Linked DNA regions of Mus musculus: regions 1, 2 and 3 are each linked to region 4. The links are chromatin loops, found by intact Hi-C in ENCODE. Cell type or tissue: left cerebral cortex. All regions are shown on one strand.

The links. Peaks named below come from ENCODE experiments on the same cell type or tissue, not always from the same donor. Only the 100,000 strongest peaks of a DNase experiment are listed, where the experiment ranks them.
Region 1: it touches region 4 in a loop (6-fold over the local background); 23 of 42 quality-filtered maps call a loop at or near these places.
Region 2: it touches region 4 in a loop (4-fold over the local background); 6 of 42 quality-filtered maps call a loop at or near these places.
Region 3: it touches region 4 in a loop (6-fold over the local background); 5 of 42 quality-filtered maps call a loop at or near these places.

What each region holds. Positions count from the first base shown.
Region 1 is chr3:68,711,622-68,716,621 of GRCm38, reverse strand. No RefSeq gene overlaps it. Among named protein-coding and RNA genes, the nearest start is that of Il12a, 23 kb to the right of the region's middle. In left cerebral cortex, a CTCF peak has its summit at 2,798 (motif pointing right); a DNase peak (open chromatin) is centred at 2,828.
Region 2 is chr3:68,691,446-68,696,445 of GRCm38, reverse strand. It overlaps Il12a (interleukin 12a), which reads right to left. Exons shown (of 7, transcript NM_008351.3): 1 at 4,880-5,000; 2 at 4,290-4,423; 3 at 2,172-2,285; 4 at 1,215-1,256; 5 at 1,100-1,141; 6 at 866-1,009. The coding sequence starts at 4,895. Among named protein-coding and RNA genes, the nearest start is that of Il12a, 2.5 kb to the right of the region's middle. In left cerebral cortex, a CTCF peak has its summit at 2,517; DNase peaks (open chromatin) are centred at 2,542, 3,449 and 3,740; H3K27ac peaks cover 2,338 bases.
Region 3 is chr3:68,602,097-68,607,096 of GRCm38, reverse strand. The region is part of intron 6 of Iqschfp (Iqcj and Schip1 fusion protein); the gene reads right to left. The region is part of intron 3 of Schip1 (schwannomin interacting protein 1); the gene reads right to left. Among named protein-coding and RNA genes, the nearest start is that of Gm22073, 57 kb to the right of the region's middle. In left cerebral cortex, no CTCF peak of the experiment used is centred here; DNase peaks (open chromatin) are centred at 2,360, 3,538, 3,990, 4,352 and 3 more places; H3K27ac peaks cover 4,749 bases.
Region 4 is chr3:68,053,854-68,058,853 of GRCm38, reverse strand. It overlaps Iqschfp (Iqcj and Schip1 fusion protein), which reads right to left. Exons shown (of 11, transcript NM_001113419.2): 4 at 3,456-3,591. It overlaps Iqcj (IQ motif containing J), which reads right to left. Exons shown (of 4, transcript NM_177585.3): 4 at 2,261-3,591. The coding sequence ends at 3,414. Among named protein-coding and RNA genes, the nearest start is that of Schip1, 8.4 kb to the left of the region's middle. In left cerebral cortex, a CTCF peak has its summit at 2,322 (motif pointing left); DNase peaks (open chromatin) are centred at 415, 2,304, 3,613 and 4,046; H3K4me3 peaks cover 1,630 bases; H3K27ac peaks cover 566 bases.

The DNA.
Region 1 (5,000 bases), 660 kb before region 4:
CACAGGCAGATGCAGAGCTTCTAGGACTCTTCTGCCCTCATTTGTACAGGTTGAAGCTTCATAAACACACGGAGAATGAAATGTTTATTTTGTTTTAGTAACCCCTCTGTCTCATCTGGCAAGTGATAGCAGCCATCCTCCCGCCTCTGAGCTACATCTCCTGTAGACTTTCGTCGACCTGTGCAGATCTTGTCTGCTGGACTGAGACCTGAGGACCGAATGAATGCGGTGAATTACCATCTGATGTTTAAACAGCAGTTTTCCTGTTTCACTGTACTTTCATATGCGACCGTAACAAAGAAAGCAATGGAGGTTGTTTGAGTTCAGAAAAACGTGTCAATAAACACCGGTAAGAAATACTGAATACTGACAGAGCAGCCTTTCCCAGAACTCTCTCCGCACAGAGCAATTCAAACACAGTTGTCTGGCATGCGCTACAGATTATATCTGGGAAAGGTCGAAAGCAAGGCAGGAGGCCATGTCAGAGTCAGATTGGGTCCTGTAGCTGTGGTCTGGCATCCAACAAGAATAAACATGTCTTATAAATGAAATGTAAATGTTTCTCACAGGAGGCATGGACTCGTGTCCAAGAACCATCCAGGGAACAAAATGCCCTGATGTAAAGGTCCTCTGCCTTATTTCTTGTTGCTTCTCTCACAGATCTCCAAGGCATTGTTTACTATGCACCATTCTTTTTTTTTTTTCTCGCTTCCCATTTTTTTTCTTGTGACTTTGAGAATAAATCTCTCCCAAATGACACCTTTCTCCTTCAAACACTTCAGTTGTATATTTTACATATGTCATTTTTACACGACAGTCACAGCTCCCACCTGGAGTTTTGCAACACTGTCTGCATGTTACTTTTTTTTTTTTTTTAGAATATGCATGTTTTATTCTGAATAATTTTGCATAATAAAAATGAAAGTACAAAATAATTAAGACACACAATATTTTAACAAGCTGAAATAAATTATGAGAGGAAGGAGTAGAGACTTTTCTTATAAAAGTTTAAAATACCCTTCCACTTTCACTGATGAGACACAAAGCTCAAACCCTGAATTCTGGTAGCGAGATTCTAACAGAATCTATTATTTTCTTTTTTTTTAAATTAGGTATTTTCCTCATTTACATTTCCAATGCTATCCCAAAAGTCCCCCATACCCTCCCCCCCACCCCCTTACCCATTCACTCCCACTTTTTGGCCCTGGCATTCCCCTTTACTGGGGCATATAAAGTTTGCAAGTCCAATAGGCCTCTCTTTCCAGTGATGGCCGACTAGGCCATCTTTTGATACATATGCAGCTAGAGTCAAGAGCTCCAGGGTACTGGTTAGTTCATATTGTTGTTCCACCTATAGGGTTGCAATTCCCTTTAGCTCCTTGGGTATTTTCTCTAGCTCCTCCATTGGGGGCCCTGTGATCCATCCAATAGCTAACTGTGAGCATCCACTTATGTGTTTGCTAGGCCCCGGTGTAGTCTCACTAGAGACTGCTATATCAGGGTCCTATCAGCACAGTCTTGCTAGTGTATGCAATGGTGTCAGCGTTTGGAGGCTGATTATGGGATGGATCCCTGGATATGGCAGTCTCTAGATGGTCCATCCTTTTGTCTCAGCACCAAACTTTGTCTCTGTAACTCCTTCCATGGGTGTTTTGTTCCCAATTCTAAGAAGGGGCAAAGTGTCCACACTTTGGTCTTCATTCTTCTTGAGTTTCATGTGTTTTGCAAATTGTAACTTATATCTTGGGTATTCTAAGTTTCTGGGCTAATATCCACTTATCAGTGAGTACATATCATTTGAGTTCTTTTGTGATTGGGTTACCTCACTCAGGATAATGCACTCCAGGTCCAACCACTTGCCTAGGAATTTCATAAATTCATTCTTTTTAATAGCTGAGTAGTACTCCATTGTGTAAATGTACCACATTTTTTTGTATCCATTCCTCTGTTGAGGGGCATCTGGGTTCTTTCCAGCCTCTGGCTATTATAAATAAGGCTGCTATGAACATAGTGGAGCATGTTTCTTTCTTACTAGTTGGAACATCTTCTGGATATATGCCCAGGAGAGGTATTGCGGGATCCTCTGGTAGTACCATGTCCAATTTTCTGAGAAACCGCCAGACTAATTTCCAGAGTGGTTGTACAAGCTTGCAATCCCACTAACAATGGAGGAGTGTTCCTCTTTCTCCACATCCTCGTAAGCATCTGCTGTCGCCTGAATTTTTGATCTTAGCCATTCTGACTGGTGTGAGATGGAATCTCAGGGTTGTTTTGATTTGACTATGCACCATTCTTTTTACCATATTCTAACGCCCCCAATCTCATTTTTTTATATTTGGGCCTTTTAACTCTTTCCGTGCAGGTCCTCAGCAGACCTGCAATCGTTTCCTGCAAACTCTTGTCAGTTATACTGCTTTGCTATAGAATACTGGAAATTATTCCCACTATGTTACTTATTTCAGGACAGGTGCTGAGACATGTCCCTCCCCCACACTCTCTGTCTTTCTAAACTCTAGTGGTCACCGTTTATATTATTTGTTTGTAAGGACGACTTTGAGCTATCCAGTCACTCCTCTAGTAGTTTCAGACACAGTATATCACCGTAGAGATTTAAAAGGCACGGGCAGCTTCAATATTAACAGGATCACATTGAGATCTTGTTAATTGTCTAGGTTCATGGTCTGACTTAAACGCCTCTGGGTACTTGTGTTTATGATAGACGCTAGGAAAAGTTGAATTCATTAAAAATTAAAAAGTGGAAATTTCAAGTTTAGGAATACTCAGCCATATACCAGGCAGCCACTAGGTGGCATGAGTGAGTCCTTAGCGTTGCTCTTCAATCTAGGCTCCAGATCCCAGAACAGTTTAAAAGAGAAACCTGTGGGGCATAGAAGACGGCAGTCCAAATGTTGGATGTTTATTATTGGTTGAGCATGGGATGAGGCAATGGGATCCTGCAGAAGGGCAGGATCTCCTTAAGTCACCAGCGAAGTTTGCGAAGGACCGGGACTCTTTTTTTTTTTTTTTTTTTTTTTTTTTTTTGGTTTCTTGAGACAGGGTTTCTCTGTATAGCCCTGGCTGTCCTGGAACTCACTTTTTCCTGCCTCTGCCTCCCCGAGTGCTGGGATTAAAGGCGTGTGCCACTACTCTCGGTTCAGGACTTTAACCTTCGCAGCAAGGGGCTTTTCTGCACCCCCGCAACGCAAGATCACAAAGGTGAAGGTGGAAAATGCAGTAAGTGGGTGATGTTTTCTGTGGACCAGTGCGATTGCGCCGGCAAGCACAGGTTCTTCCAAGAACATGTTACTGTTTCTGAGAGGTCAGTACGTGCAGCAGATGAGATAAAACACCTCTTCCATTTCCGGGTCTCTGATAAATGCTTCCTTCACCAGCACTGGGGAAGAGCACAGAAGAGACTGGACTTCTGTCCTCGATGTCGGCCACCGCTGTGACAGATGCCTTGTGTTGGAGCTTGCTTAAGCTCATGGAGCTGAACGAGGGCAAAGATGAATTGTCTGCCGTGTGCCGAATACTTTTCCTTTTGGGCCACATAAATTACTTTTGCTATCTACACTTTTTAATTTCAATTTAATTTTAATTTGACTTGCAAACAAATGAAAATCGGACTTTTCATTGTGCACATTATACCTGTCTTAGGGTTTCTACAGATTTGATGAAATACCATGGCCACAAGCAACTTGTCAAGGAAAGGGTTTATGTGATCCACATATCCTGAATTATGTAGCCCGCTGAAGGAAGCTAAGAGCTAAGGAAGGAACTCAAACTAGGCAGGAGCCAGGGAGGGGTGTTTCCTACTGGCTTGCTCCTTACTACTTGTCAGCCTGCTTTCTTATACAACCCCAGACTGCTAGCCCAGGGATGTTGCTACCCACCATGGGCAGGGCCCTCCTACTTCAATCACTAATTTAAAAAATACCCTACAGTCCTTTTGGACAGGAATAGCATGAGGACAAAATGTAGCTACTAGTGCCTCCCGGTTTCAAGGGTGGATCCATCAGGATTCGCCACCGTTGGATTTAGATTTAATAAGGCTTATAAGATTAGGATTTTAGTTGTTGTACCCAGAAATTGAGTTACCATTATTTCTGAAAACAAAACAAAACAAAACAAACCCGAAAAACCTTACAGGTCGATCTTATGTAGGCATTTTCTCAGTTGAGGCTCCTTCTCTGATGTGTCTCTAGCTTGTGTCAAGTCGACATAAAACTAGCCAGCACACTTCCCTAGCAATTATGTCATATAAAGGAATAAATTGTTCAGTCTTTAAAAACTGTTAAGAAGCAATGGACTAGGGGGGAGCCGGAAGAGAGAGACATCCAAACACCCACTCCAGGCTCTGCAATGGGTACCACTACAATGAGAGAATGGAGATGATGGAGAGAAAGCAGAGGCAAAGCTGAGTGGTCCCTGCACTGTAGAGAGAGGGAACTGGAGATGAGATGATGGTGTGGCACAGGAGGATGTGAGGTGTCTGAGCAACCACTGGGGTCATGGTGATATCTGGACCCCGGCTGCCTCCAAGGTCTGTGGCCCTACTACATCTGGGGTCTATGCTGCTATCTGAAGGGAGGGCATCCCCATATCAGTGGTCTTGGCTGCCACCTGAAGCCATAGTGACTTCCTGGCTCATGCTGCTGCTGGGAGCATGTCTAGACCCAGGGTCCTGTCACAGCCAGGGTCTATGTTGATGTTGGAGGCATGTGTTACCATCAAAGGCTGTGCAGATGTGCCCGGCCTGGGTTACTGTCTGAAACCATGTTGATGTCCAAGCATTGTGTTGAGTTGGCCTTGCCCCTTGCCTCTGGCGGGAGAGCTGTCTCTACCTCTCACCTGGACAGCATGGGAGAGTTGACTCTGGTAGCTCTGGGGTGGGAAATCTGGCCCCAGTGGAGTGAGTTAGGGAGAGGTGAGCCTGTTCCGTACTGGGTGCAGTACTAGGAAGAGCGGGCAGCCCCTTCCCTGAGGAGCACAGTAGAGCT
Region 2 (5,000 bases), 640 kb before region 4:
GCCTGTATTGTATGCACTCAAACATGTGCATATCTGTGCCTACACCATGCAGAAGCCAGAGAAGAGATCACGTGACTCTCCATCTTATTTCTTTGAGGCATGCTTTCTCCCTGAACCTGGAGATTTCATGGCTAAACTTGCAGCAAGAAAGCCTCCATAGGCCTCCTGTCTCCACTCTCTGGAGTTAGAGAGCAGTTCAGGACCACACCCTGTTTGTTACATAGGAGCCCCAGGCCAAACTCAAGTCCTCTTAATCATCGGACTGTCTCTCCAGTCCTAATCTTGAACCTTTAAGAAAAGAATGTATTTAAAACAACAATAAGCTGGGCAATGGTGGCGCACACCTTTAATCCCAGCACTTGGGAGGCAGAGGCAGGTGGAGTTCTGAGTTCGAGGCCAGCCTGATCTACAAAGTGAGTTCCAGGACAGCCAGGGCTATACAGAGAAACCCTGTCTCGGAAAAACCAAACCAAACCAAACCAAACCAAACCAAACCAAACAACAAAAAACCCTTTTGTAGGGAACCCTCGTTCATCCTCTTAAGCTTCAGTTTCCTCCTCTGTAGAGACCTTATTTGCTTGTTGTGGGGATGGTATGAGAAGAAGCATTTGAAAAGTGCCTGATTTGTATCATGAGTCAACAAGTAGAAGGCTGCTTGCATTTGCCCTTATTGTAGAGGCCCCCTCAAGGCTCTCTAAGCAAATGTAACCTTGCAAGGCCTTTCATGGTTGGGGGATGAGGGTGTGGGGTGGGGTGGGGGTGTTCAGGTCTCTCCCAACCCAAGCTGTGCTGATTTTATCATATCTAATAAAGGACCTCTCTTCACCATGGAAAAGGAGCGCTGGCTGATAGGAGGAAGGCTTACCTGCATCAGCTCATCGATGGCCACCAGCATGCCCTTGTCTAGAATGATCTGCTGATGGTTGTGATTCTGAAGTGCTGCGTTGATGGCCTGGAACTCTGTCTGGTACATCTTCAAGTCCTCATAGATGCTACCAAGGCACAGGGTCTAGAGCGCAGGACACAATGGGCAAGGAATCATTGAGATGGGCTGGAACTACAGGACCCTGCTGCATTTCAGAAAAGTGATGTGGCTTACCATCATCAAAGACGTCTTCTGTGGGGGCAGGCAGCTCCCTCTCTAGAGAAAGAATGACCAGGCATCAGTGTTATGAATCCGTCATGGGGAAGGAACCCTTAGAGTGCTTACTTACTGTTGTGGAAGAAGTCTCTCTAGTAGCCAGGCAACTCTCGTTCTAGAAGAAAATCATAAACCGAGGAGTTTGTCTTCGTCATCATCATCATCATCACCGCCATCATCACCATCATCACCATCACCTGTTTCTATTGTAGCACTGGCTGTCCTGGAACTTACTCTGTAGACCAGGCCGGCCTTGAACTCACAGAGATCCATCTGCCTCTGCCTATCAAGTGCTGAGATTAAAGGCATGCATACCCCCCACCCATTCACTCTTAATATAAATCTCTCTGATATTTTTTTCTCAAACTAACTTTTCATTCCAGTAAAAGAAACTTCACCATCATAACTGCTTTTGGGTGGCTATGTATAGGATTCCTGTGTGCACGTGTGTGCAGGTGCATGTACTCGTGGAAATCGGAGGATGATCTTTGGGGTCTTTCTCAGCCGCTCTCCTGACTTTCTTGTTTTCTGATACAGGTTCTCTCACTGGGCCTGCAGCTCATGGATTCGGCTAGACTAGCTGGCCCAGGTATCCTCCTGTCTCTGCATGTGAAACCATCACACCCAGCTCCTACATGGGTGCTGGGGATGGGAACTTAGGTCCCCAGGCTTGTGACATGAGCACTTCAATAAGTAAGCTTCACCCGCCACACCACCCCCTTTCTTTTTAAAGATGAAATCTTGCTGTGTATCCCTGACTGGCCTCTAACTTAACAGGAGCCGGCCTTCCTCTATCCATCAAGTGCTGGAATTAAAGGTCTATACCACCATAGCCACCTCCTAGTTACCGAGTATATCCTTCAGCTTGTAGAAGTATTTGTATGGTTGTTGACTTTTTTTTTTTTCTTCAAAACTCTCACGTTTGATAGCTACAAGTAAGTATCTGGAGACAGCTGAGGTTGGCTGCACGGCTCTTAATTGTGTTTTTTGTTGTTGTTGTTGTTGTTTTTTGGGTGGGGGTCCTCCATACCTTGTGTAGTTCCAGTGGTAAACAGGTCTTCAATGTGCTGGTTTGGTCCCGTGTGATGTCTTCATGATCGATGTCTTCAGCAGTGCAGGAATAATGTTTCAGTTTTTCTCTGGCCTGGGAAAAACATAAGGAGAAGCTGAGGTGAATCTCTCAGCAAGACAGCTGGTTCCCTCTGAGACCTGCATCGCAGTGGATCAGCAGAGCCTAGGCTGGCCACTCTGAACCGTCATCTCTTTGGCCTGTAGGAAACTCAGGCTCTTCATAAGCTAAGAAACCCAACCTCCCGCACGCTCTCCCTACTCTCCTCCCCCTTTGCCTAGGCTGTCCGCCAGCAGGGTATTTTTTTCACCATGTGAACACTGGGGTGCAGCAGGCTGTACTCATCAGCATCAGTGCCACACTGTGCTGCTTGCTTCTGGTGAGTCCTGTGGCTTTTCCTTTTTCCAAGCAGCTGTGCCCTGTGAATCTCTCTCTCCCTCTATTTTTTTTCAAGTTTAACTTCTAAAGAGGAAACTGTTAAAGTCACAGCTTGATGGCTGTAACAAACTTGCAAGCCCTAAATACTAGTTGAGCTTTAATTTACATACGCGGGGACTGTCTCTTATTCCCTGGTGTGCTGGAAAGCACCACTGAACAGAATTACACAACATATTAGGAAGTCAACAGCTCTCTGACTGAAGCCTGCGATGACTTTTCCATGCAGCTGTGGTCCTGGGGTGTGACAAAGGACAGACAGCAATGTGCCCCCGTGGATTCCGTGTTCAACTAGAGAGCAATAGTGACCCAAACGAAAACAAGGTCGAATTCTATTGTGTCTCGAAGCCCAGTGCTGGTATTTGGCAGCAGAGGAGTGAGGAGCGGCTAGTTAACTTTGAATACCTCATCCCCTCCACACCAAACCTCATCTTAGGAAAACAATCTCTCCCTTCTGCAGGGATTCCTTAGGGAACCTCTCGTAAGGTTTCTCCTTCATTTTAAGGTTTCATGGCCAAGAGTGTTCTGCCTGCATGGATGTCTGTGTGGCATGTGCTCAGTGCCCACAGAGGCACAGAGAAAACGACAGGTTCCCTATGATCAGAGTTACCATGATTGTGAGCCACCATGAGGGTGTGGAAACTCTGGACCTCTGGAAGAGCAGCCAGCTCTCTTAACCACAGAGCCATCTCTCCCTCCTGGGAACCCCACTCAATTAAGACTGAGCTTGGAGGAACAGCCAGCAGCACGTTATGCAAGACGGGAAGGAAAGAAAGAAAATTCACCAAGAAGGGCTTGTGGAGCGGAGCTTATGTTGGGATAGCCATAAGACAACAAGCTAGAAGATCCTCAAGAAAGATTTAAAAACAAAACAGGAAGACAGAGTTTCCCTCCTTCCCTCCTCTGTTCCCAGGTGCTTATGAACGCACGCTCTGTTGGGGGATAGAACCCGGGAGACCCATTCATAATTAAGCCAGAATTCTACTGGATCTCCAGCCCTAGCAGCTGCAGGATATCTCAAACACATTAGCATTTTGCTGTAGCTTTGTCCCCAAAGCGAGAGGAAACCGTGGCAATTTTACAACGGAAAAGGCTATTTTGCATTCAAACATGAAACCTGAGAAAAATGAGTGGAGCCGTGACTAAAACTGGATCACACTTGCCCCAGAAAACTGGAGGCTGGACCTGCTTGCTATCTGATGTCTGAGTCCTCCCTGACATGTGTCCATCCGACAAGGGACTGCATCACAGTGCTGGACACTGGTGAGCAGGGGGAGAGACAATCTAATTCATCTCTATGGCTTGTGAAGCACAGAGAGTGTACCTAGAGACTGTCTCCCTGTTCCACCTGCCCTGAAGCAGAAGCAGGGAGCACCTGACACTGTGTCACACAGGCAGGCAGGCTGGGAGGGACATTGCAAGTCCCCACTTTCCTCTGTGTAGACACAGCCTAAACCGATGCCGTTACAATTTATTACCATTCTTCCTTTCTCTAGAGACACAGTTTCCTTTAGATTATATTTAGAAGTCTTGAAACCCTCTACGGTTCCTGCCAGATACCATAAACTTCCCAGCAGATACCAGATAGGTTAGAAGTCATGTCAACAGCGGAACTTTGAAGCCAGAAGGACAGGAGAAACTCACCGTCTTCACCATGTCATCTGTGGTCTTCAGCAGGTTTCGGGACTGGCTAAGACACCTGGCAGGTCCAGAGACTGGAATGACCCTGGCCAAACTGAGGTGGTTTAGGAGGGCAAGGGTGGCCAAAAAGAGGAGGTCTGGAAGGGAAACAAAGGGCAGGTGGAGCTTGTCAACTTGGTTTTGACCTGCCTCTTTCTTCAGCCATTCTGGCAATTTTTTCCATCCATTCTGGGTACTGACCTCCCTCCACACATAATTTAAGCCCTTCCCCGGGGCTGACAGATGAAGCAAGACCTCCCAGATCTTGTTTGGGGACTGCCTGAGACCTGCATTTTCCTTACATTGGTTTCAAGGCTGGGCTTTAGTTCTCTTCTGTGAAACGGGCATAGCCGTAGCCCCCAGGGTTGTTCTATAATGAGACCATGCTCGGTGCAGCGCAATCTAGCACGACCATCTTTCCCCTCTTCCTTCCCTTGGCCTGCAGTTGCTGGCAGCCCTTTAGTCTCCCTTAATGGGTCCAGGGCTTCTGTCTGTTCTTTCTCAAGCCTTCTCCTCTCATCAAGTCACCCTGGTCCCGGCCCTCAGGTACTTACAGCGTGATTGACACATGCTGGACCGGCACTGAGAGGAGCTGCTGGATGCCGAGGGTGAGGCTGTTGGAACGCTGACCTTGGGAGACACATTTTTATAATTGTCTGGATAGCCGGCAGGACT
Region 3 (5,000 bases), 550 kb before region 4:
CCATTTTACAGATCAGGAGGCTGAGGCACAGTGATGTCATTAGCAAGTGCTACTAAGTGACAGTCAGGCCCTGGGCTCCTCAGAGCCTGCTGCGACTTGCCACGCCCGACCTCCTTCCGAGTGACTGATCCAGGCAGGGCTCTGGACCGCTTGATGGTGAAGAGGCACTGCTGTGAACTGAGTGTGTAGATGCGTCATTTCTCTGTTCTGTGGGATGTTTGAGTGGGATGTGGGAGGATGAATCCGGGAACAGTTGATGAGAGACACCAAAGCCTGGAAGAACGGGGACTATGATGGAAAGGCATGAGTCTTCTTTTAAAGGCATTTTTACTGCTACTATTTACTTATCTACTTAACTACAAATCTATTATACATCTGAAAAGACACAACAAATTATGGCCACCCACCACCCCCATGTAAACAACAACATGGAAGGGTTTGTGTTCTCAGTAAAAGCACTTCCATGGGTTTCATGCATATGAGAATCTGCAAAAGATAAAGCTGAAGGACGTGAGATTGAATTAGAAGGTGATCCTGGGTGGGGATGAGGCTCAGTTGAGCTGCTTGGTTGAGGAGGAGCATGAAATTCTGAGCTCAGTGAGCAACTCTGAGGGAGAGGGAACGGTGCTGGGAGACCTCCAGTCAGCCAGCTCACTGCTGTTGGTGGGTGAAGCTTCCAAAAGGGAGTGGTGTTTCACAACCAACGCCCAATGCATGTTCGTGACCACTGTCTAAGGGAGGGGTGTTAACTGCACTGATGGTACCATGAGAACACATTAAAGATGATGTAGGATGAAAGCCAAATCCTAGAAGCTCTTGTAATTAACATTCTGCTGTCCACCGAGGCCATTTTTTAAAAAATATAACATGAAGCCCTGTGCCCACCCCCACCTTTTTGTGCAATAGCGCAGGCAATTGAATTCTCATTGTTGATAAAAAAATTCATAAGACAGGGTACAGCTGGTTATGCCTTTAGCAAGATGTCAAATTCAGCCTGCACAAAATTAATTGCACCTAATTAAACTGGGGTCACTGGCATTATTATAAAGCAAGGCTATTTATTAGACAAAGAAAATTTCACAAACACCAATTTACTTTTCTTTCGGATTTGTGAAAGAGAAAAATTGCTTACTTAATTAAATTTGTTTTGCTATTTTAATCTTATTACTTCTCAAAAGATCCACTTTAAATTCTGTCTCACTTTGGAAATTGTGTAATATTTTAGAATAAGGTCTCCTTGAAACAAGGCATTCAAAACAGAAAGGCATTCTGTAGAGTATGAGACGACAATTCACAAAGAATTAAAAGTGGATGTATAGCCGCAGTTTGCTGTGATGCTGGTGCTACCAATGTGAAGAATTGTTTGTTTGTTTCTAAACAAATTAATAGCATGTGTATGAGATCAATGTGAAGTTTTAAAGATACACCATGCATTAGAAATAAGGCACTTTGGTATGCACTTCTCATTTCAAGGAAGATGCTGTAGAAGGAGTCTCACTGCACTGAGACAGGTCAGCTTCTTTCTTCTCCCATGCCGGGCTAAAACAGCCACTCCACTTACTTCCAGGAAATTATGCGAAAATTATTACTGTTAGAGACAAGACAGTGATTCACTTTCCTGGCAAATGATGCTGGCTCACTTCACACACACACACACGGGGGGGGGGGGGGGGGGGGGGGAGGGAGAGAGAGAGAGAGAGAGAGAGAGAGAGAGAGAGAGAGAGAGAGAGAGAGAGATCTCCCATATTCAAAGTCCCATGCATCTCGGTTCTTTAAAGCTTCCTAGACCCACTGTTTTGGGTCTAGCTAAGCTGGCCATGCTTCTCCCTCTCCCACGCAAACACAGAGGAGGTAGCAGGTGTTTGTAATTGGCCTTGCTTCAGTCATTCACCAATAAACATGGAAGGCCAAGAAAGAAATGAATTTTGATTTGGGGATAGTTGAGATAAGTAAACAGTAATCATTATTCAAACCAGCTGCTCACAAACACTCTGGGGAACTTGTTTTTTATCACACAGCCTGGAGGGAAGGATAGAGCTCATCCCCGCTCCTCGATCGCTCTGCGAGCGTGATCAAGAAGACGGTTGTCTAGGATGCCTTTATACCTGCGTATGCTGAAGAAAATCCATCTCGAGTTAAGGTAGAAAGAGAGTGAAATATCAGACCGATCTGGGGCTACCGCAAAGAGAGGCGAGGAAGGGAAGTTTTCTTCTTGATGGCCAGTTGGGTTGTAATGCTCATAAATAAAAGATTTCCTAGACGCCTATCAGTAATGGCTGTTCATCTTGTGTCCCCACAGCGTCAAGACCTCCTTCTATCTCCTCAACACTCAGCTTCGTAAGTTCAAGATGTGGGAGGAGAGCAAGAGCCGATCCTGACTGTGGCCAGTGACAACTGTGCAGGGAAGCTTTACACCAGAAGCAAACAGAAAGCTGCGAGTGAGGGCAAGCCCGTGCCATCAGCAGGAGGAAGCTGCAGCAGGAGGGCTGCGAGGTGAAGGCCAGCCTTCGCAAGGCAGCACGACCTACCCCACACCCCGAATATTACTAAACCTAGGATATTTCTTGGAAAATCTCATTTCAAAAAAAAGCAGGTAATCCATTTTTCTTATTTCCTATTAAGCAGTTAAGACCTTTTCCAAAACGATAGAAGAATGACAAAGATCACACAGTCTCAGTTTTAAGAAGGTGATTATGTCTGGATTAGCAAATTTTGCAGGAAAATGTGACACGCCATGTAAGCCACACTCCACATGTGTCAGGTCTAATGAGCTGTGTTAGGCAGCAATCTCCAACGTTCTTTGGCTATGGTATTAAGTATAAAATGTCTTTATGGGATTATTGTAAGCCTAGCTTACATCTAACACTTACCACTTTAAAAAAAAAAACTGCTTTAAGAGAGATAACACCATCCAGACAAATGCAGCAGGGCTGAAACCTGGTGCACCATCCCAACCTTGACCTTGAAGGCACGACTGACACACTCGGACTCTCACGCACCTTCACACCTCTTACATAACGAATATGACTAATTTTTTTTTTTTTTGCAGGTGAGTTCACACCCTTTAATGAGCATGAACAGGAGGTAGATTGATTTGGTTTCCAAAGATCCCATTTACTTCAGTAGGCCCTGCCTTAGAAAACAAGCTTCCAATTTCAGAATCCAATACTTGGTGGGGGTGTTTCTGCATAGAGTCTCACTTGGTCACCCCAGCTTGCCTGGTGCTTCGTATATCAGCCTCAAACTTACTCTTCCTTCTGCCTCAGTCTTCTCTGTGCTGGGCCTGTGTTACCAGGCCTGGCTCTGTCAATTAGTTGTAAAGGCTGCACTCCATTTCATACTGAGGACCGAAGTCTTCAGGGTAGTGCATTCACAACAGGTCTATCTGGTTCTAGATGTGTAGCTAACGCAACACACCTGCTCTTGTGCATTCTGGAGTACTGTAGTGCTGAGCTGACATCCTCAAATACTTCTGTAAGAGACAAGGTAGTTCCCACCCCGTGAAATGCTTTTGGAATGACTGGTAGTGATCGGGGCGGGTTTGGTAGGAGTGGGAGGAAGATACAGAAGGTGACAAGAGAGAGGAACCAGCATGCCTTCTAAACGCATATGAAATTAACAAGGAACAAAATGAAATCAATAAAAACACTTACGGAGAAAATTTACATCCTTAATAGCCTCAATGACCACAGGTTATATAATAGGGATATCTAACAGCAATTTAGTTTTCCTGGAGATCCCTCCGCCCCCTGACACTACATTATGGCTAATGAGGATGACGGTAGTCAATCATAACAGATTTTCTATTTACAAGATAAAGCGATGTTTCTTAGAAACATTTAGGATCCTTCTTAAATATCACCTTGAGAGAAATTAGAAAAGTCATGGTGTTCTCGCAAATGATGCGCTCATCCTAGAACAGAGATGAGTCCCTCTGAGAGAACACTCTATAAATAATCTCTCCAAGGCGAGCCAACAAGTGCAGCTTGTTATACGCTACTTCGAAGTACATTCGTGTTTGCATAGCTGTCTCCAGGGGAAGAGGACTCGGTGCTTTTCCAATTTGGCTCTGCTCTAAGTCTCAAGTGGCTCTGGGAAATGGAGATAGGAACCAAATGGTAGAAGGGCAGAAAAGAGGACGGGGGAAGCAATTTTTGGGAACCCCAATTCCTGATCCTCAGTACTCTCCAATTGGAGAAGGAATATTTGGTTTTACATACAGGGTTTCTTCGTAGAATTTTACTTGAGAAGGTATTTCTGCTGAGGTTAGGTGTGGTGGTGTACTGCTTTAATCCCAAGACTTAAGAGGCAGACGCAGGCTAGCCTTTGTGAGTTTGAGGCCAGCCTGGTCTACATGTTGAGTTCCAGGCCAGCCAGAGCTACATAGTGAGGCCCTGTCTCAAAAACAAAAACAGAAACATGAACTCAAACCAGACAAATATTGAAAACCTCCATGAGACTTAAGCATAACGTGGTGGATACCACTATCTACCTGTTCTTATGAAATCCTCCTAACATCTGTGACAGGAAGACAGATACCCAGGAAAGAGAAACACCAGCACAAGAGTATGAAAATCTTAGGAAGATAAAATAAAATGTACAGAGATATTCAAGTGTTTCAGCGGCATGTGAGAGGGGCTGCTACTGGAGGAGCAGAAATTGACACTGCAGAATCCTGCGAATACTCAGGGGTGCAGAGACTCAGAGCAACTCACAGACTCTGTACTTGAAAGGACCATCTAGACCAGCTCTCTGCCTGGCTAATCTCTGGCCTCGAAGAATCAGGAAGTTTATTCTCACATCAGAAGTGCTCTAGACTGGAGTACCCTAAACACACACTAAACTTCCAAGCCTTCCCTTCCTAGGGTCATCAGACACTACCAGACTTGCATACAACCCCTCACAGTGAGGTTCAGCGGTTCTTTTCTACTGTAAGTCACAGACTAAGAGAAAAGACTAGATACGTTCAGTTGACTGAATTCCAGTGAAGGACTGACTGC
Region 4 (5,000 bases):
GAGTAAGGCAATTTATAAAATCAAATGGGCTTTTTCAACTGTTTCATTCAGTGTTTAGAGCTATCAAACTGTAGTCTTACAAATGCACTAGCTGATTGCTGCCCCTCCTCCTTGAGCATGCCTGAATGAAGGCTTGCTTTCAAGCTGTGTGAAATGATGGAAGACAGAAGTGGGCAAGCTCTGGTCCGGTGTGTAACCCAAGGGTGGCTACTCATCTTTCAAATTTCATTTCCATTGTCTGTAAAATGGAGATAATAATTGTGCCTCCTTCTCGTGGACACTGAGAGGACTGAATGAGGTAACCCCTGAGAAGTGTTAGCCAAGAGCCAGGCATGTGACAAATCTTCAGTTCTTCTTAAGGGGGAGTTGAGAGCTCATGCTCAAACACGCCCGCTGTTCCATATTTTAAAGCAGACACATTCTGGGCTCTATATTAATCACTGTGTTCTGCCAAAACAGTGAGCAGAAGCACCCAGAAGAGCCATTCTCAAGTCAGTGAGAGGATTCAGTTTGGATCAAGGAACTGGTTCCCTATGGGATGCACATCTGGGACAGGCAGTAACTGAAGCTATGACCGTGTGTGGGTGGAGAACAGCTGATCTAGCTCCAGAGACAACACAGGCAGTCAAGGAAACTGGACAGGGTCTAGGCAGTTACAACAAGAGGTTCAGCAAACTACAAGAGGAGCACAAGTCAGGCCTAGGGACTCTCCCGGAGGGCTTGTGCTGAAGGTTTGAAGAAATAAAGAAAGGATAATACGATGTGCCTGGCGGTTTGTAGCACCAAAGCTCTCAATGGTTTTGTTGGTCATTTGTAGAACCTGCTGCCTTTAAGACAGGAGCATCCTGTGCCTTGCGTAAACTTGAGCCAACTCACAGTGGGCAGGGAAACCAAGCCTCCGAAACAGGGCCTTCTGAGAGCGGTAGAGGGCTGTGTGCTTGACAGGTTGCTCAGAGTAAATCATACTAATTTTCTACTTTGTCTTTATGTGGGCTGCAAGCCCCAAAAGATGTAAAGATAAGTTTCTGTAAGGGGTCTTGCTGCAGTGATGAGTGATGACCATGGAATATAGAAGAACATTTATCCAGTTATATTGACTTCAACCCACTAAGCACAGGTTTGTGTTGTTGTTTTTTTTTTTGTTTGTTTGTTTGTTTGTTTGTTTTTTTAACATTGTGCCTTGTAGGATAGGGCTATAGCTCAGTGGTAGAATACTTGTAGACCTACATAGGCTTGATGCCCAGCACTGAGAGAATACAATTAAGTCTTGGATATTTGCCTATCTGACACCCTGGAGGCTTGGAAACAGTTCAATATCTAATATTGCTTATGTCTTACATTTTGTGTGTGTCTTATTTTGTACAGTTGCTGTCACATGATTGTCACCGCTAATATCAAAGTCATCGATATGATCAATGGCCCCTATTAGAACTCTGATCAGGCTCTGCTTGCTTTCTGATAGCAGATTGCAATAATGACTTTTTGAAAGATTTGTTTGACTCTTATATTTTGCACAAGTTTAAAGATTTCTTTGTCCCTCAACCCACAGAGCTAGACTACACTAGAGTGACTATCGGGTCGGATACACCTTATGAAAAAGCCAGTTGACAGGGAGAAGTTTGGACAATGCAAGCTCCTCTATTAGAAAAAGATTCAGGGAACTCAGGAGATTGGGTGGTTTAGAGGACTCAGCACCAGGGGCGGATACAAATAAACTGGACGAGCCACAGCCCAGGAGAACAATCATTTACTCAAGTGTTTACCCAAAACACTTGAGGTGATAGGGTTGAAGGAGCAGGGCGGAAGAGGCTAGGATACATTCTAAGATGTCAACAACTCTCAAAGACTGAAGAACACTAACGCGCACACAGTGGGTCACCCGACTCAGCGCGGCAGCTACTTGCCCTGAATTGGGACCTTTAGAGCAGCAGTTCTCGACCTTCCGCATGCTGCGACCCTTTAATTCAGTTCCTCATGTTGTGGTGACCCCCTATCATAAACGTAGTTTCGTTGTTACTTCATAACTGATTTTGTTACTGTAAATATTTTTTGGAGCTAGAGGGTTGCTAGAGGGGTCGCGACCCACAAATTGAGAAGCACGCTAGAATACAGGGGCAGTTTGAATCTAAATCCCTAACTCACAGACAAAAACGGTTTCTGAAATAGAGTTTCATAGACTCTTCACAATCATTTCATTGCATTTTCTATTGACATTCACAGCAAAGGCATCCTAAGAGCTCAATTTTCACTTTCTTTTTTACTTATAAACCAAGCACCGCCCAGCATTTTCCAATGTGGTTCACAAGCGCCCTCTAGTGACCGGGAGGCCAGTAACAGGGATCCCTTTCTCCAAATGACCAAATGTTGGGTCGATTAAACAGATCTGCCGTTTTTTACTTTCACAGCTATAAAACTAGCTTTTTCTTTCTTCTAAAAACTAACTAAACTAACAACAACAACAACAATAACAACAACAACAAATCAACTCACATCTACATTAAAATATTAGGCAATAATGCCAAGCCATGCAGACTTCTGCACACATTTCAAAGAAAGTAACTTTTGCCATATCTCATCATATGCCTGAGAAAGTATGACAGCAAATTATAAAAAGAATATTTTTTAATAATATACTTTGCATGGTTACCTCTTCCTAACTTTTTATCATTTCTATGACTATTTACAAATAAATGATCGCAATGGCGAAACGCGCTGATTTAACAGAGCCTAATGATGATTCCCCCACCAGCGCCCCCACCCACCCCCACCCCCACACCACACAAAGCACAGGCTTGTAGCAGATGCGTTAATTCCATAACCCCATTCTGGAGAACTCAAACGGGTGGCCAATTTCAGTATGCAAAACCATATGTTTCCCTTTCAAAACTTCTTAATGGTTGTCATCACTTAAAACTCTGGACGTCAGGAGAACTGCACTTGCCAGCGTCTGTCCTGCCTGTACAGGTGCGGCAGGTTCCCCCAAGCCCTATCAGGAGTCCTTTCAGGAGGGGTCTGTGCAACCCATTTAGCCACACTCAATCCATTTCAGCAATTTCAGTCTGTGATCAACTTCAATTTTTCCTGCCAAAAGTTCTCTTTCTAATCCTAATAACGAAGATGACTTTCCAACCAGACAAGCATCACATAAGCACATGCCAGAGAAAACACACCAGAAGAAATGGGGGGTGGGGCGCACCCACCTCAGGGATAGAGAAGCAACGTCGCACAGAATCCCCACTCTGTGGACGCATTGAGTTCATTTTTGTATCATGAATCTTGTCTTAGTTCTACCACGCCAAGAGCCTCACTGTGGGCTCCCATGCAGCAAATAAGCACCCCTCCACACACACACACACCCCATCACAAACCATCTCAAGATCTTTTCTGGGAACCAGAGCCTGGGCTAACAATACTCAGTGCAAGACAGTCCAAGCAAGCGGCCGGGAGACACTCACGGGTGTGCTGCTGTCGGAGAAGGTGTTCATGCTGACAGAGCTGCTCAGCTTGTCTGAAGAGACAGAAGGTGGGGATGGGCTCCGCTTCTCCAGGGGGTCCTGCCTCTGCAAGTACTCTCGCCATGCTCGCTGGATGCTGCAGAAAAACCCAGCAATATGTCACGGCCAGCCATCACCCACACACTCCGAAGGGCACGGGGGCGGGGACTGGTTTAGAGATAGAGAAACTGTAAGCTAGATTGTGCTCGAAAGAAAAGCGCTTGGGTTTTAGCTCCATTTTGGCCACCAAGACTGGATTTTAAACATGAAACAAAATAGAGCAAAACAACAAAACCAATTGGATTGCCTTTCTCAGACTTAACTCGGCTAACTCAGCCTTAAAAAACAAATTTAGTAGGGGAAGAAAGAACCCACATCAGTCAAAGTCAAAACTGGCTTGTACACTGATTTTTTTCTGTGCGTATGTTTTAATTTCTCATCTTTGAGAAAAATGGACAGGTGGACGATTACATATTTATTCATCCAATGCAAGATTTTAGAGGTTCCATGGGTAGGCTCTGGACAGGGACCACAGAGCACATTTCCGGGATTCCACTCACACAGACCTCAAGGGGAGGGGGGTGTGGCATTCTCAACACTGAGCAATGTGTCTGCATGGCCAGATGCTGTGGTCTGGTGGCCCTGATTTGGCGGACAAGACCACAAGGACATTATAGTCATTTACTTAACATACTGTAGAAGGGACACAGGTAATAAACGCCCAAAAGTGTCCTGTGCTAAATAAGACAGTAAAGTAACAGATAATTAGGGGGCATTTTGTTTTGTTTGATTTTTGGTTTTTGTTTGTTTTTTTTTTTTTTTTTTTTTTTGTTTTTTTTTGTTTTTTTTTTTTGGCTTTTTGGTTGTTTGTTTTGGCTTTTGTTTTTGTTTTGAGACAGGGTTTCTCTGTGTAGCTCTGGTTACCCTGGAACTCACTTAGTAAACCAGGCTGGCCTTGAACTCAGAGATCTGCCTGCCTCTGTGTCCTGAGACTAAAGGCATACATTTCTACACTAGGCTTTTTTTTGTTTGGGGTTTTGTTGGTTTTTGTTTTTGAAGCTGTGGTTAATATCAGGAAAATAAAAAAAACAAAAACCTTTCTAATAATAGAAACTGTAAGACAAGGGCTGTCAACATACAGCCTGGTCCTTCCTTGCACAGCTGCTGACCCTTTCTAGTGATAATTGCTCACTGTTTTATTGCCTGCTTCTTGAACAAAATGTACCCTCACAGATTTTTCCTTGGGTTTAAGGTTTTAAACATAATTTTAAATTCCTGCAGATGGCTTTTGGCCTCATTGTTCCCTCTAGGGCATCCTTTATTAGAGAGCTGAAAACTTTTGGATATTTGTGAATCACATGATCTGACGTTCAGAGGTGGGGGTCTTCCAGAACTCAGTTAACACTTCAGGAGCACTCTGGATAAACCTGGTCATTTAGGTCTCAAAAAATGTTCTACTTAAAAATAAACTGAGAGTTTATAAGACTCTAAGGCATTCTTCTCTAC